2 separate regions of the Homo sapiens genome follow, and region 1 is linked to region 2. The links are chromatin loops, found by intact Hi-C in ENCODE. Cell type or tissue: ovary. All regions are shown on one strand. Links, peaks and the distances in the headings refer to the core of each region. The heading gives the core; the rest is flanking DNA.

Region 1 (8,330 bases), core at 278-8,277, 51 kb after region 2:
AAAAGCGACTCTTTTAGTTTCCCTACTAACAAGCGCGGAGCTGAAGTCAGAGCTGTCTCTTTCTCAGTTGTCATGGCAACATCCACTGACCTACCCCGTCCTGCCAAACACACACGCGGGAGAGGGAGAGGGCAAGGGGGATGTGTGGGAGGTGGTGGTCCAGGGATGAGGGGCAGCAGAAACGCTCCACAATGCTCGGGAGAAAAGTACAAAAACACCCACTTTTACAAAAAAAAACCACTGGCAAATGCACCCCCCTTGCCAGGGAATGGAGAAATTCCAGTTTTTATTGTGTCGTTCCTTTGGCAATTATGAACAAATTTAGAGCCTATTCAAAAGGCCAGTTCAAACCAGAAGAGGGAACAATTATTAATTTCTCAGCTATGACACAGAGACAGGGGGCACTTCACTTGTACCTCTCCTGTCCTGCTCAGCATTTGGGAGACTGGGGTTGACGCTACTGTCTGCTGCCTCTCGCCACAGCTCAGGGCACAATCTACAGGGCAATTTCCCATTCCTGACCTAATGCAGCCTCAACAACAGCTTGGGAAGAACAAAGCAAGGCACCCACTCTGCAGGCAAGAAAACTGAATGCCGTGACCACAAACCCATGAGTACCCACTTCTGTTTTCTGTTTTCTAGTTTGCTCTCTGCCCCCAGAAGTCTTCACCCAGGAAAACACTTGAATTTGCCCAGATGGGATCAATTATTTCCCACACTCTTAGTCCTCGTGTAGCTTTGAAGAATCATTTTCTGGAAGTCCAACACCTGCCAGAAAATCCACCCAGATAGCCCACTTGCATCTCGGTAATCCAACGTTCCAGGATGAAGATAATACATCCCCTTGAACCTGCTTCTTGCTATTTCCATGTTGTTACTGGCAACTTCATCACCCCAGTGAGCCAAGCTCAAAACCCTGAAGTCAGCTTCGGATTCTCCCTCTTCCTCAGCCTGGTTTCTGGGGACTTGTACAGAAGTCTTCCACTGTCCGTTTTCCATTTGGAGGCTCTGATTCAAATATTCTGGGGCATCCTAGCAAGTGGAAAGCAGTGAGCAGTGGTTAACCACAAAGGCTGTGGGGTCAGGATGCTGGAGCTCTCGCTGCTTGGACACCTGTGTGCTAAGCACATCCTCTTATTTGATTCTCACCACGACCCTTTGAGGTTAGGATTCTTCTTCATATGATTCCCAGTTTCCATAAGAGACCGTTTCCCTATGAGACACAGAAAAATGGCATAATTTGCCCAAGGTCATCCAGCTTAGAAGTGGCAAAGCCGGCTTATGATTCTGGATTGGCTGGACTTAGAACTCTGACTCTGAACCAATATGCATAGCTCCTTCCCACTCAACCACAACTCTTTTTCTTTCTTTCTTTTCTTTCTTTGAGACAGGGTTTCACTCTGTTGCACAAGCTGGACTGCAATGGTGTGATTATGGCTCACGGCAGCCCCAAACTCCTGGCCTCATGCAATCCTCTTGCCTCAGCCTCTCAAGTAGCTGGGACTAAAGGCACAGTTCACCACTCCTGCCTAGTTTTGGTATCTTTAGTAGAGACAGAGTTTCTCTATGTTGTCCAGGCTGGCCTCTAACTCCTGGGCTCAAGGAAACCTTCTGCCTTGGACTCCCAAAGTGCTGGGATTACAGGCATGAGCCACCGTGCCCAGCCTATAACTTTCTTAGGAACAGGGCCCATCACTTCATGTTTATATCTCAGCACTGACACCAGGGCCTGCCTTGCAGCACCTGATGAGTGCCACCTGATCAAAGCTCCATAGAGTGTCTTAGCTCAGAGCTGACCAGCCTGGGTTCCGTGCCCTATGAGACCCCTTCTCCATATGTGACTTTGGGGGAACCATTAGGTAACAGCTGGAAGGCTGCAGTGGGCTGAACACTGTCCCCCAGAAGATATATCCAAGTCCTAACCCCTGAAACCTGTGAATGTGACCTTTTTTGGAAAAAAAGAGTCTTTGCAGATATAATTAAGGATCCCAAGATCATTCTGGATTTAGAGAGAGCCCTAAATCTGGGGACAGATGTTCTTATAGGAGAGAGATAGAGGGAGATTTGATGCAGACATACACAGAGGAGAAGGCCATGGGAACCGAGGGCAGAGGCTGGAGTCATGTTACCTGGCCAAGAGCTACCAAATGCTGGAAAAGGCAAGGAAGGATTCTCCTCTAGAGCTTTGGAGGGGGCATGGCCCTGCGGACACCCTGCTCTCAGACTTCTGGCCTCCAGCACTGTGAAAGAAGACATTTCTGTTGTTCTAAGTCACGCAGTTTGAGGTAACTTTTTAGGCAGCCCTAGGAAACTGATGTAAGAGTCCAGTGTCCTTATGTCCAACCTAGGTACCCTTGGGGGTTACTGTGAGATCATGTAACTGGAAGCAACTAGAATAGTGCCTGGTGCACAGTAGGCCCTCAATAGATGCTAGCTGAACAGCACTAAAACATTCTCAGTCAATATCCTGGAAACTTCTTTCCCAAGGCACACCTGGCTGACTGCCTCTGTCTATATTCTCAAGCTTGTAAAATGTTTAACTTCAGAACCCACGAGCCAGAAGGAGGAGCCACAGGGAGTATCTCCCTTTGAGCTCAGCTGCGTGGGATGAACGGGCAGCCAGCAGAGATGTTGGTGTCCTTGCGAGGCTGGTAACTAAGTACTGGCCCATCTCCAGACCAGGATGATGAGCCTGTCACGGTGGGTTTCACAAAACATCTGTTTCAGGAACAAGCCTATTGTTTCAGGCAAGCTCTAGAGATAATAGTATGTTTTTCCTACATACAGCCATGACATGTTCACTGAAGCGAATATCTCTAAATGTGACCAATTTCTTAAGTGGCAGAAGCCCATCAAACTCTTTGAGAACATATATGGCATGTGGGCAGCCCAAGCAGCTTCCTTTGCTGCCACAGAGCTAAAAGCAACACTCATTCTGGCTTGCAGGGAGGCGGTGAGAGTGGGTGGAGGTAGCGGTGGCGATTTCTCTGAAATTGGTCCCTCTAAAGGTTATGCTTCATTCTGCAAGGGAGTCAGGTCCCCAGGCTTCATGCATATGGATGGCAATGGTGGTTGAATGATAACCTGCAATTTCTCTTCCCCACGTTAATCGACTTGGGTTGGCTACCAAGAATTTGACTAGGAATCGCGATGCCAGTGCACATACCAATGATCCCAGGATCTCAGCTCAGCTCTGCCGGCTTCAACTCAATTCTGGCCTGAAATAAGAAAGCACTAGCTCGGTGTCCCGTGTGAGATGAGCAGACTATGCCTTGGCATGGGATAGAGAGACGGCCAGAAGGCCGACCACAGCGAGGAGAGCTGGGACACTTTCCCACAGGCGAGGGGAAACTTGGGCCAATGAAGCAAATGCTTCAAGATCCCCCATGAAGAAAGTGCCTCCCCCGCAGCAAGCTGTCCCCCGTCCTTTCTCCCAGGGGAGGAGTGGGATGTGAGCTCCTTCCCTCGGCACACAGATCAAGTCTGGAATACATCTGGTGTCTGGTGTGCTGCTTGGAAGTCAGGCCTGAACTGCCTGGGGGCCCCCAGGCAACCCCAACACCCAGTGGGGGTCTGGAGTGAGTCAGCTTCCTGGCCCCGGGAGCCCAGTTAGCCTGAAGCTGCCCTGGCTATTGGAACCTCCACTCTTAAACCCTCTTTGCTCACCCGGGTGGGACACTGGCCTGCAGCCTTGGCCCAGGTCCCCTCTCCAGTTCCTGGCTCTATCCCCCTCCCCTTCCTCACCAGACTGCTGCTGGGATCCCAGGATGCCATAGGGTTAAGCCCATCCTGGCTGACTGAGAAGGTCCCAAGGCCAAGTCTTTATAGCTCAGAAGGCAGTGGCTCTGGTATAACCTCCCCTAATTATCCTGTGCCCTGCAGACTGCTCCCAGAGAGCACTGGGCAAAGGAGTCAACACATCTGAAGAGGAAATAGCTTCAAGTCATAGAGACCAGCAAGTTCAAGGTCCTCATTCTGCCTGTAGACAAGTTCTGGAGATGGGAGGTGTGGCTTGTTCAAGGTTTCCCAGCACTTAGGTTTTAGGGCTCAGGAAAGAACCCGGGTTTCTGCACTCCTAGTGCAGTTTGCTGTGACAACGTCCTTGGCTCTTCTTTGGGCCAGTTCAGCTCTTTGTAGACAGGGGCTGTGTCTGACTCATTTCTGACTCTCCAGCAACAGCATGGGGCCAGGCCCGGAGCAGGGAATCAGTCAATGTTACTTAGACTTGGCTGAATCAGTCCCCTTTGTAAAACGAATAAATTAGACACAGACACATTACTGAAGCCTGCACAAAGATATGGCTTCAGGATCTTCAAATACCTCAACTACGAGCAGGGGGGTGCTATTTCTGCCTATAAAATGGCATGGAAGTAGAAAAAGATGTTAGGTCACTATGTGAATTTTTCCTTGCATAACTGTGATCCTGTGTCCACACAGTAACAGCCGCTATGGACTGGAGGTTGTGGCTGACATGCAGGCACTGGACTGGGGGCCTTGGACACAGGTCCAATTTAGTCCTGCTCTCAGCCCTGCCAGGCAGGAACTATCAGCCCAGATAGCGCTTGATAATAGGTAGAAACTGAGGCTTAAGCCAGTTCAGTGCTTTGCCCAAGGACACATAGCTCCCAAATGCTAGAGCATGGATTTTAGTCCAGGTCTGTGCTGTTTTACCTGGATTGGGTTGTTCTGACATTAGAATAGCAATAATATCTAATACATCGTGAGTTTACTCTGTGGCAGGCATGTTAGGTGCATGGATTCATTTAATTCTCACAACAACCCTATGAGGTATCTCTACTTTACAGACGGGGAAAAATAGGCCCAGAGAAGTGAAGTAATTTTACCAAGTAATCAAAGCCAGCCTAGAAGACAGGGAGGGAATAGTGAGAGACAGAGAGAGCTCAGAATAAGAGGCTGGAGGTGCACGAGGAGCTCTGGAGTTGGGCTGGATTTGCTCGCTATGTGATTTTGGGCAAATTACTTGGAATACTTTTTTAATTTTTGGAAAAATATATATAACATACAATTTACCATTTTAACTATTTTAAGTGTGTAATTCAGCAGCATGATGTACATTCATTGCTGTGCAGCCATCATCACCTTCCATCTCCAGAACTTTTCTCATAGTTCTCCACTGAAACTCTGTCCCTATCAAACAATAACTCTCGACTCCCCCACATCACCCCCAGCAACCACCACTCTACTTTCTGACTCTATGAATTTGACTACTCTAGGTGCCTCACACAAGTGGAATCATGGCTGGGCGCAGTGGCTCACGCCTGTAATCCCAGCACTTTGGGAGGCCGAGATGGGTGGATCACGAGGTCAGGAGTTTGAGACCAGCCTGGCCAACATGGTGAAACCCCGTCTCTACTAAAAATACAAAAATCAGCAGGGCATGCGGGCGTTTGCCTGTAATTCCAGCTACTCTGGCGGCTGAGGCAGGAGAATCACTTGAAATCAGGAGGCGGAGGTTGCAGTGAGCCAAGATCGCACCACTATACTCCAGCCTGGGCAACAGAGCAAGACTCCATCTTGGGCGGGGCGGGGGGGGAGGTGAGGCTGGGGAGGAAAGTGGAATCATATAGTGTTTGTCCTGTGTATCTGGCTTATTTCACTTAGCATAATGTCCTAAGGGTTCATCTATGCTGTAGCATGTTTCAGAATATCCTTCCTTTTAAAGGCTGAGTCTGTTTATTCATTCATTCATTCATTCATGGACATTGTAAATAATGCTGCTATAAACAAGGTGAACAGGGCAAGTTACTTTTCAGTTAGTCATTTTTCTACCCCAATTCTGAGCCTCCAGCTTTGTTCCTGACTCAGAGGAGGGATTCCCCATCCATCCAGTGTCTGGGCCAGAAACCAGAGAGAAGAGATTCATTCTCCCTCTCCCCTCACAAGCATCAAGCCAGCCAAGTCCTATCCCTCCTGTCACTGCAGTTCACACACATCTCTGCCATCACTTGTCAGCTCATCATGGGTCACCTGAACTTCAACAGCCTCTTCACCAGTTTCCTGGCTCGCAACCTCCGCTTCCAATGTGTCCTTCATGTCATAGCCAAAATCCCCAAGCCTGTCCCTGGCTCACTCCCTCATTTCCTTCAAGTGTGTGTCCAAGTGTGCCCTTCTCAGGCAGGCCTCCCCCAAGCACTCTGCTTACAAGTGCAGCCCACAATCTTCCCAGCCCTCCAGAGCTCTCCCTGCTTCATTTTCTCCATAGCGCTCATCACCACTCATCACAGTATAGATTTTACTCATTTATTTTGTTTATTTTCCATCTCCTGTCCTCTCATCCTCCACCTCCCATCAATAATGGCAGTTCACAAAGGCAGGTATTGTTGACAGTTTTGTGCACTGCTGACTCCTCCATCCTGGTGCAGAGTAAGTGCTCAATAAACACTGGCTAGGTGCATGAATGCATGAATGGGTGCATGAATGCATGAATGACTGGCTCTTCTCTGCCTGCAGAGTGAAGTCTAAACTCTCTGGCCTGGTCAAGCCCTTGACTTTGGGTCCCTCTCTGGCCCCATCTCAGACCACAGTCCTATTTAAGCTCCAGCCACATTGCCCTGCCCACTAAGCCCTCCTGCTGTCTGATAGACAAAGACCCTAAGCCTTTGCATGAAACTGGCCTCTGCCTGGAACTTCATTCCTTCCACCTTGCCCCACCCTTCTGCTGGTTTGTGGGGCCCCCTTCACTAGGCTCCCATGACACCCTGTTTTTAACCCCTTTTGAAGCCCTTTTCACGCTATATTACAATCGTCCTTGAACCCATCTCTAGCTGTTCTAAACTGCCAGCTCCACCAGGGCAGGAAGACCTTGCTCACACTGGGATTCTAAGCGCTGTTCACTGAGCACATCATAGCTGCACAGAAAGTATCTACTGAAAAACACGAGCAACCTTGAGAGTCTCCACTGCTTCAACCTGAAACAATGGCGATGCCACTCCTGCAGGGTTGCCCGAGGATCAGAGATCACATACGATATGTACAACATCTGCCACCGTGCCTGGCACAGGGCAGGCATTTAACACCTAGCAGTTCAGTGCTAGCCTTTGATGCAACAGCGGGATCACAACGATTTAGGAAGATCTGCTGCCTTTGTTTAGAAGCCACCAGCTGAAGTCCTTCCATAATTTGTCATCTCTGGGGCCAGCCGGTAAGTGTTGGCCCCAGAAAAAATCCCTGTCCTTTCCTGTCTTATCCATCACATTTTGGCAGCATGCTCACTGAGCATAGAAAACGTCCAAGTTCACTTTCTTCTCAGAACTGACTGTATCTATAATCATCGTGTCACGGAACTGAGAACTTCCAGGGATTTCAAGGACCAACTGTGCTGATCCCTCATTTTACACCTGAGGATACAGGCTCAGAGAGGTTGTCTAACTTGCTCATAGTCACTCAGCCAGATAGGAGTTTCACCTTCTCTTTCCTTTATGCACAATTTCAATTCTCTCTGGTTGAACCTGTTGGACCCTAAAGGATTTGAGGGTTTAGTCTAAAATTCTCACCTGGGCTAAATCCTCACCATTATCATCATATATATACGTGTGTGTATATATATGATGATAATATATATACACATATATATGAGATATATATATCTTATATATCTCATATATATGAGATAATATCACTATAATATAAAACCTATATATAGGTTTTATATATAAATATATATTAAAAAATATAAAAAATATATAAACTATATATGTAGTGATGATAATATCTATCAATTATGAAAGTTAAAAAGTCTCCTTCTACCTTTATATATATACACACATACATATACATATATACACAGATATATATATACACACACATATATATACATATATACATATATACATATATATATATAATCTTCCAATCAGCAGCATCAAGTTCATTTTAGACATTGGAAACTCTTACTGGGAAACTGTGTTAGTCCATTTGCATGCTTCTGATAAAGGCATACCTAAGACTGAGAGGAAAAATAGGTTTAATGGACTCACAATTCCACATGGGGGGGTGCTCACAATCATGGCGGAAGGCAAAAGGCACTTCTTAAGTGGTGGCAAGAGAGAATGAGAGTCAAATGAAAGGGGTTTCCCCTTATAAAACCATCAGATTTCGTGAAACTTATTCACTACCACAAGAACTGTATGGGGGAAACCGCCTCCATTATTCAATTATCTCCCACCGGGTCTCTCCCACAACACGTGGGAATTATGGGAGCTACAATTCAAGATGAGATTTGGGTGGGGACACAGAGCCAAACCATATCAAGAACCTTTTCTGCAACCCAAACAGAAGAAATTTTACTCTTACTGTCCCCCTGAATGAAT
Region 2 (8,330 bases), core at 165-8,164:
AATACCGGCCTTGCAGCGAATGAGGGATGGAGCCTCATCTATCTCTGCTGGATGTCAACAAGAAGGTGCAGTTAGATTCGCTGGTCTTTGCAAACAGGCTTTCCCTACCTGCCCTGTATGCCACAAGATAAGCTGTTGAGTATTTTTCTAAACTTCATTTGGGTTGACAGATGTTGCTAGAGAAGGCAGCCTTCGAAACATTCCAGTTGCAGCCAGCCGCACGTCTCTCACCTGAGACCGCCTCTTGGATATTAAGAGGCGGCCCCTGACAAACGATGGCCTCATTCTGTCAATAGGCTGGGTGAGGATGGCCCACCAGCTCCTTCTAGGCCAAAGCCCCCTGCTCTCCACTCCCGGGAAGGCATCGTTGCACTCAGGGCTTTATGAAAACACTGGGAGCTGCTCACCAATAATCTCATCATCTCTTCACCAGCTTAAGGATGGGAACAAGAATCCTATCTTACGTCTGCATAGCACTTTCCAGTTTACAAAGAACATCCATTTTTCTCATCTACTTCTCAGGGTAATGGTGGGAAGAGGACATGTTTACGCGTATTCTTCATTTACAGTTGAGGAACACAGGCCCAGAGAGGCTAAGTGGCTTGTCAAGGTCATCGTCTAGGTGGGCGAGGCAGCATTTACATGCGTAGCTGACTTTCAAGCCCACACTCTTTTTTCTACATTACGCTTTCTTAACATCTGACATTTATGTATTATTTTACAGTTTACAGAGCACATTTGAATATATGATATAATTAAATCCAAATCATTGTCGACAGCCAGGGATATTATTCCAGACTGAATATGAGATATTTTCTTCCTCTTAAAAATACCTGAGCTTCCTTGCTAGTAATTCTGTTTCCTGGGATTGGGGTGCTTAAACAGAAACTTGCCAAGCCCTTCTCTCTCCCCAGTCTTTAAATCTCCTTCTTATTACTCACCTAGAAGAGATGTTTCTGTCTTATCGTACAATTCTAAATGTATAAGTATACAAGTTTGCTGTTTGGAATCATTGGTAGGAAATAAAGCTGAATGATCTTGACTAGAATTAGCTTAGTGCTTCCTATCTGTGTAGTGAAATGGCCCCCAGAAGAGCTATCTGTGAAGGCTGCACAAACTCCAAGGCGGTTCATCACAGGAATCTCAGCCTTCTCTCCATTCTTAGGGCATCTTGCAGCCCAGCTCCCTGTCTGCTGCTGCACGGTTCCCCTAGACTTGACCACAATCTCTCTAGGCCTGGGGCTGGGGTCTCGAAGGACTCTACACATGGTAGATCAAACCTGGGCATCTCCCAGGGAGAAGGCATTCAGCTCCATGAATAGGGACAGGGACTCAGATGAGCTGGTCCGGGTCCCAGCTCTCCCACTTACTGCCTGTCAAGGCATTTTACTTTTCTGGGTCTCAGTATCTGCATCTGTAAAGTGGGGATAGTAATAGCTGCCCTGAGTGGCTTTTTTTTTTTTCACAAGGTACCACACAGAAAAAGCAACACAGTGCTTAAAAAATGGCAGCACAGGCCAGGCGCGGTGGCTCACGCCTGTAATCCCAGCACTTTGGGAGGCCAAAGCAGGTAGATCACAAGGTCAGAAGTTCGAGACCAGTCTGGCCAACATGGTGAAACTCCGTCTCTACTAAAAATACAAAAATTAGCCGGGCATGGTGGCACACACCTGTAATCCTAGCTACTCAGGAGGCTGAGGCAGGAGAATTGCTTGAACCCAGGATAGGGAGGTTGCAGTGAGTTGAGATTGTGCCACTGCACTCCAGCCTGGGCGACAGAGTGAGACTCTGTCTCAGGAAAAAAAAAAAAAAATAGTGGCACAAGTGCTTCCCATCATCTTCCCACTTGGAAGTCTGCTCTCTCACCTCACTGGCCTGGAGCGCTATCACAATAGTGGTTTCATTTTCTCCTACTGAAGTTGGCCAATTTCTTTTCACCCTGCTGGACTGAGTTTCATGAGGCCAGGAATCTGAGTTAAGGGGCCTGGGATCTCCATGGTCTCTACCCCTGTGCACTGTGTGGCTTTGAACTGGTCACTTTCCCTCAGAGGGCCTCACTTGCTTCCCCTCTGTAAAGTGAGGGGCTGGACGGAGTGATCTCCGAGGATTCCACAAGTATTGGAAGTGATGTAGACTTCTGAATATTTTAAGAAGTGGAATGTCCATGTTTACTGAGGACATTCTGCCCACCAGGATTCCCACTCGGCATTACCATGTCCTACTGCCACCCTAAGAGACTGGGCTGCCAATACTCACATTGTTAGAGAAAGTGCTGAGCTCAGGGAGACCCAAGCACCTGCCCAAGGTCACACTCCACCTGCCCAAGGTCACACTACTGGAGAGTGGTAAGTGGTGGTGCTGCTCCCTACCAGTTCTCCCCCAACCCAGATGGAAATCTCAAGGAAAAAAGCCTTGCTTCTGCCACCACCCACCCCACCAGCTCAGGAACAGAAGTTGCACATGTGCAGTCATTGTATTAAGCATTACGGCAACAAGAAGTCACTATCACCTTTGTCCTTGGCCGGATGGAGAAATTAATTAAGTGTCACGACTGGACCATAAATAGAACTTGCAGAAAAATCATTACCCCCAGAAGCCAGCAGCACCAAAATAACAAACATAATCAAAGGTGAAAGCAACTCTTCTATCATTTCATTAATCACAGGTCATACTGCTGGCCACAGCAGAGTGGCCCAGAGGTCTCAGTCCAGTCCCATCCAACGTCACCCCTGATTCCATCATGACACGAACACAAGTTCCTGAGTCACCATCTGGGAAGACAGGGCCACAGTTCTAGTCACTGCTTCCTGCAACTGCTTCATGCTGTTGTGGACATTTCTCGAGAGATTAATGGCTCCTATAGAACCTTTGGAGGCTCAGGACTCATTCCTCAGCAAGTGGTCAAAATCTCTGGCTTAAAAAGGACTTCAGAGATAACACAATCTAGGCCCTTGCAGGGTAACAACAACACCCAGAATGACAAGAGGGATTACTAAGAGTGGTCTGTATACAACACGTGCTTAATATGTGTCAGGCACTGTGGTGAGTACTTTATGGGCACCTTTTGTTTAATCCTCAGAACAAAATCTGGATGGTAGATGCTTTTATGGCCCCTGATTGTCTGTGGTTGTTTGCCTTTGTTTAGTGATATGGCAAAGCTTTGCATTTGTCTTGGGCTCTGTGTGTTAGTTGGGTGTGGGCAGACCTAGCCATTCACTCAGAGTCCTCCAGGCTGGGGCTGGTAGTGGGGATAAAAAACCAGGGCAGATAAAGCATGATTTCTGGTCCTGTCGCTGTGGCTTTCTGTAGTTGCCCTGTGAGATTCTGAAGGGCATGGGTTGCCCTTCCTGACATTGCTAACAACAGCCATCCAGCCCCCCAACTTGGTTGCTTCCAGTGATGGGGAGCTCACCACTGCCCCAGGAGGTCCCTTCTCACTGCCATGTGCTCTCTGCTCTCTGCCTGGGAGCTGAAATGTGCAAAACCTCCCCCGACACCCCAGTTTAACACAGAGTAAATCAACCTCTTCTTCCATCACCACAGCCTTTCTCTACGAGGATCTGAGGATTCAGAAGGCAGTAACCATGACCACTCAGTTCTGCCAGCCCTGGCTGACTCCTCAATGTGCAGATTCACAGATGGGCAAGCCTCCTCTGATGCAGGGCAGGGAGAAGCAGGGAGAGGGTAGGATGACCCAACGTGAGATGGGGGTGTTAGAACACAAAGGAAGAAGCAAGTCATTGCCTGGAAGAGGCAGGATAGGTTACAGGGTGCCTGTGGTGCACATGGTGAGAAAATTCAGACAGAGGCAATGCACAGGTAGTGGAAAGTGAAGGTCCTGTTTCCCTCCTCTGCCTTGCGACCTCCAATTCCTGTGAGCTGGAAGTGAATGCTGTTTGCAATTTCTGGCATATACGCATAAAAATGAAATATGTGCACTGCTGTGTGCATCAATATCTGTATCCATATAATTTTGCACACAAATAGGATCACCTTATAGCTACCGTACTGCACTTACACAATTTTAACCATGCCTTGACGCTTCTCCGTGTCAGCATATATAGATCTACCCTGTTGTTTATAGACTGTATAGAATTCCATAGTATAGATGTACCATGAGTTTCTAAAATCCTTCCCCTACTAATGGACACTTAGGATGCTTTTCTCCTGTTTTCTTCTTTTTTTGATATTGTGAATAATGGTGCAATGAACATCTTTGTGTATATATCAGTACATACTTGAATGAGCAATCATCTCTTTCCAGTGGAACTTATGGGTCAAGTATTATTTTTACTAGTATGTTTTGATAGCTCTTGCCAAATTAACTTGGGGTTGGGATCTTCAAGGATCAGCACTGAGGAGGAAGATCTTTCTGAGGAGAGGAACTAGTAGTACAAAATCTTGGTGCTTTGAAAGGGCTTTTTCAGGGTGTTAGGGAACAGAGCTGGTGCTGTGGGCGGTCTGGCAGGTGGGCCTGGAGCGGGTGGGGGTGAGGGATGAGGGGAGGAAAGGGAGTTTGTCTACAGTCGGTCCTGATTAATGCTCCCAGCTTGTCAGTTTCTCCCCTGCTCCTGAATGCCACCATCTGCCATCAACCAGCCCTGGGATCTTGTGTGGTTGAAAAGCCTGCCTTCCTGTCACTATCCTCTCTCTCTCTGTTCCCTTCTCAGCCAGACTGCCCTTCCCTCCTGGGGTGGCACTGCCTCCACAGCCTCCCTTCCAGCTCAAGAGAGGATGTCCACTCCCTGTCTCTCCTCCCAAAGGGCTCACGCCAAACGCCTGGGTACCTTCCACTCCCATGTCAGCTCTGAGCTCCTCTTGGCTCTCTCCCCACAGCATGTGACCACGTGGAAGCCTCCCTCCTGGAGACACGGTCTTCCCACGTCTGTTTCATCTCGCTCTCCTGCTTCTTGCTCTCTCTCTCTTGCTGGCTTCTGTCTGCTTTTCCTTGCTGTGGGCCCCACAGGGCTCTCTCTCTCGCTCTCTCTTCCTGTCATTCATTCCCCAGGTTGAAATACCTTCAATGAATCCATGCCCTCCAAATCATTGTCTCCAGGCCAGCCTGCTTTTTTGCCACTGGGATATCGCATTAGCCTGTTAAAAATGAATCTCTTGGTCTTCCCTTCCCAATTCTGTTTTTCCTTGAGTCTCGCCCATTTTAATAAATGGTCTCTCCACCCACCTAGTTGTTCAAGCCAGAAGCCTGAGGTCATTTTTGAGACTTCTCTTACCTCCTCTCAACACCTCCACATCCCTAGGACCATAAACCTCTGCTCTCCTGCCCTCCCCCACCTGAGCAGCTGTCGTCCCTTGAAGCCCCCACAGCCTCCTCGCTGGTCTCCCTGTTTCCACTATTGCCCCTTTCAATACAGCATCCAGAATGACCTTTTAGAAACACAAATCAGGGCTGGGCATAGTGGCTCATGCCTGTAATCCCAGCACTTTGGGAGGCCGAGGTGGGCGGATCACCTGAGGTCAGAAGCTCAAGACCAGCCTGGCCAACATGGTGAAACCCTGTCTCTACCAAAAATACAAAAATTAGCAGGGCGTTGTGGCATGTGCCTGTAGTCCCAGCTACTCAGGAGGCTGAAGCACAAGAATCGCTTGAACCCAGGAGGCGGAGGTTGCAGTGAGCTGAGATTGTGCCACTGCACTCCAGACTGGGTGACAGAGTAAGATTCTGTCAAGAAAGAAAGAAAAGAAAGAAAGAAAGAGAGAAAGAAAGAGAGAAAGCAAGCAAGCAAGCAAGAAAGCAAGCAAGCAAGCAAGCAAGCAAGCAAGCAAGCAAGCAAGCAAAGATAGATCAAACCACGCACTCCCCCACTTTAAACTCTTCAACAACAACATTTCTTGCCCTGCCCACCTTTCTTGCCCTGCTCTGAGGGATCGAGCCCCGCCTCTCCAGCTGCCGCTGTAACCCACGCCCCTGCTCCCGTCACCCTGCGGGCCTTCATTTCGCAGAACCTGCTCCCCGCATTCCCACCTTGGGGCCGGTCCCTGGCCTCTGCTCAGAACACCCTGAGTCCCACCTGGCGAAGCTTCCATCTCAGCATTACCTTCACTGACACATCTCTTTGATCCACCTCTTAATATAAATGAGGTCCTCTCTGTCCTCCTCATTAAAACTTATTTCACAGAACGCATCACAACGTCTAATTACATGCAATTTCTGCGTTTCCATGTTTAATGTCTGCCTCGGCCACCGGATGTCAGCAGTGCTAGGGCTTGGGTGTTCTGTTCATCCCTGCACGTCCCCATCACCCCCAGTGCCTGGCGTGTAGGGGCGGCTCATTGAACATTAGGTGATCCACTTAGGGTAGAAAAAATCCAGGCTTGATATCAGACATGCCTAAGTTCAAATCCAGGGTTGGCCTCTTACACATTGCGGGGTGATCTTCGCTTACTCACTGCCCAGCTGGGAGCCTCAGTTTCTTTCTACCCTGCCCGGCTCTGGGGGGCTCAGTGATAGAAAACAGACATAAGGGGCTGGGCCTGTGTCTGGCACATGGAAGACACACTGGAAACATGGCCTTCTTTCTTGATTGTCTTTAAGTCATGAGAGGGGCCAAGCCTGGCAGAATAAAGAGTATTCTCATGGAGGGCTGCGGCTCAGAATTCCCATTCTATCCAAAGATGGGCAAATTGGAAGACGGGCAAATTGGCCCTAACTCAGCCACCAACAGCAACCCTCTTCCCCATCCCCCCGACTGTCCAGCAGTTAACTGGCGGGGCCTTCTAGAATCTCCAGAAGACCTCAGCCTCAGCCTTCTCAGCCTTGGGCAGGGCAGAGCAGTGCCCACTCACCAAGTGGACTGAGCCCTATCCTCAAGGTGAGACCCCTCTGAGGAGCTCTTCAAAGCTGGCCTGCCATTTGGAGCGGTGACAGGAGGCAGATCAGTGTCAAAAATAAGACAGAGCAGTGGGTTTCAACTTGACTCACATTAAGAATGTCACGTTAGAGCACAAATGAGAGAGAAGAGAAATGCTCTTTTATGCGGGAGTTTATTTTTGTCACTTTGTCAGAGAGAAACTGCAGCCTGGAGGGCACTGGAGCTGCATCGAATCACCCAAAACATTAACATGCAAATTGCCTTCTTTACAGAAGGTAATTTTATTAGTGCACGAAAATGTTTCTTTCACTGTATTCATGCCTAGGAGCAGTGCTATCTGGGGGCCAGTTAGGGCAACCGCAAGAGAAGAATTAGGGACAGTCCTGAACTCGGTTAAGATCTATTACCTCCCCAACTTGGGACCACCACGTATCCTCGGATGCATGGAACACAGTGCGCTGCGATGTGACAGCTGGCTACCGATGGATGCACAGGCTGGAGGGGGCAAGTGACTTGTTCAAGATCATACAGCTTCTTTTTTCTTTTCTGAGACAGGGTCTCGCTTTGTCACTCAGGCTGGAGGGAGTATAGTGGCTTGATGTTGGCTCACTGCAACCTCTACCTACCAGGTTCAAGCGATTCTCCTGCCTCAGCCTTCCAGGTAGCTGGGATTATATGCAATTGCCACCATGCTTGGCTACTTTTTGTATTTTTAGTAGAGATGGGGTTTCACCATGTTGCCCAGGTTGGTCTTGAACTCCTGACCTTAAGTGATCTGCCTGCCTCAGCCTCCCAAAGTGCTGGGATTACAGGCATGAGCCACCATGCCCAGCTGATCATACAGTTTCAATGAGGAGGCAGAGTTGAGGCCACGTGGCCTGTGTCCAGACACCAGGTGACCAATAGGGAACCATGAGGTCCTGGAAGTTGTCACTCTGAGAGTAAGGAGCCTAGTGAGACCCCATCTACCTATTTGTTCACTCACTTGCTTGATTATTCAATAAGCTTTCCCTGTGCTAGGCCCTGGGCCCCAAACATGAATCAGGCACTGGCACGAGGCACTTGGCCTCCACTGGGAGCAGGTGGAAAGGGGATAAGACACCTACAAATACTTCTGATCCAGCGAGCTATGACGGCTGGGGAGGTGTGCCTGGAATCAACAGAGCAAGGAGAGAGCATGGCTGTTTGGCAGGGAGGGCAGGGAGAAGGGTCTGGAAGCTTCACAGACAACCGTCTCACCCATGGGCCTTGTGCAGGCAATCAAGGCAGGGAGGGATGTTACAGGAAGGAGACACCATGAGCAGAGGCCCCACGATGGAAGCACGTTGGCTGGCCCCAAGCAGCACAGGACGTGTGGGCGAAGAGTGTGGCGGGAATGGGGGCTGTGGTTGTGGAGGATGGAGATGAGGCTGGCAAGTCTAATCTCAAAGGCTAAAGAGCTCAGATGTACCTGTATCCTGCAGGTAGCAGGCAAACCCTCCAGCGCCCATTCAGAACAGA

Evidence for each region. Hi-C counts contacts between places; a loop is a spot of excess contacts. Peaks named below come from ENCODE experiments on the same cell type or tissue, not always from the same donor. Only the 100,000 strongest peaks of a DNase experiment are listed, where the experiment ranks them.
Region 1: it touches region 2 in a loop (7-fold over the local background); 3 of 110 quality-filtered maps call a loop at or near these places.

The regions. Positions count from the first base shown.
Region 1 is chr9:121,884,363-121,892,692 of GRCh38, forward strand. The region is part of intron 6 of TTLL11 (tubulin tyrosine ligase like 11); the gene reads right to left. Among named protein-coding and RNA genes, the nearest start is that of TTLL11, 200 kb to the right of the region's middle. RefSeq lists an enhancer at 3,590-4,148. In ovary, for the core only: no CTCF peak of the experiment used is centred there; a DNase peak (open chromatin) is centred at 4,179; H3K27ac peaks cover 1,465 bases.
Region 2 is chr9:121,833,032-121,841,361 of GRCh38, forward strand. The region is part of intron 8 of TTLL11 (tubulin tyrosine ligase like 11); the gene reads right to left. Among named protein-coding and RNA genes, the nearest start is that of DAB2IP, 190 kb to the left of the region's middle. In ovary, for the core only: no CTCF peak of the experiment used is centred there; a DNase peak (open chromatin) is centred at 4,830.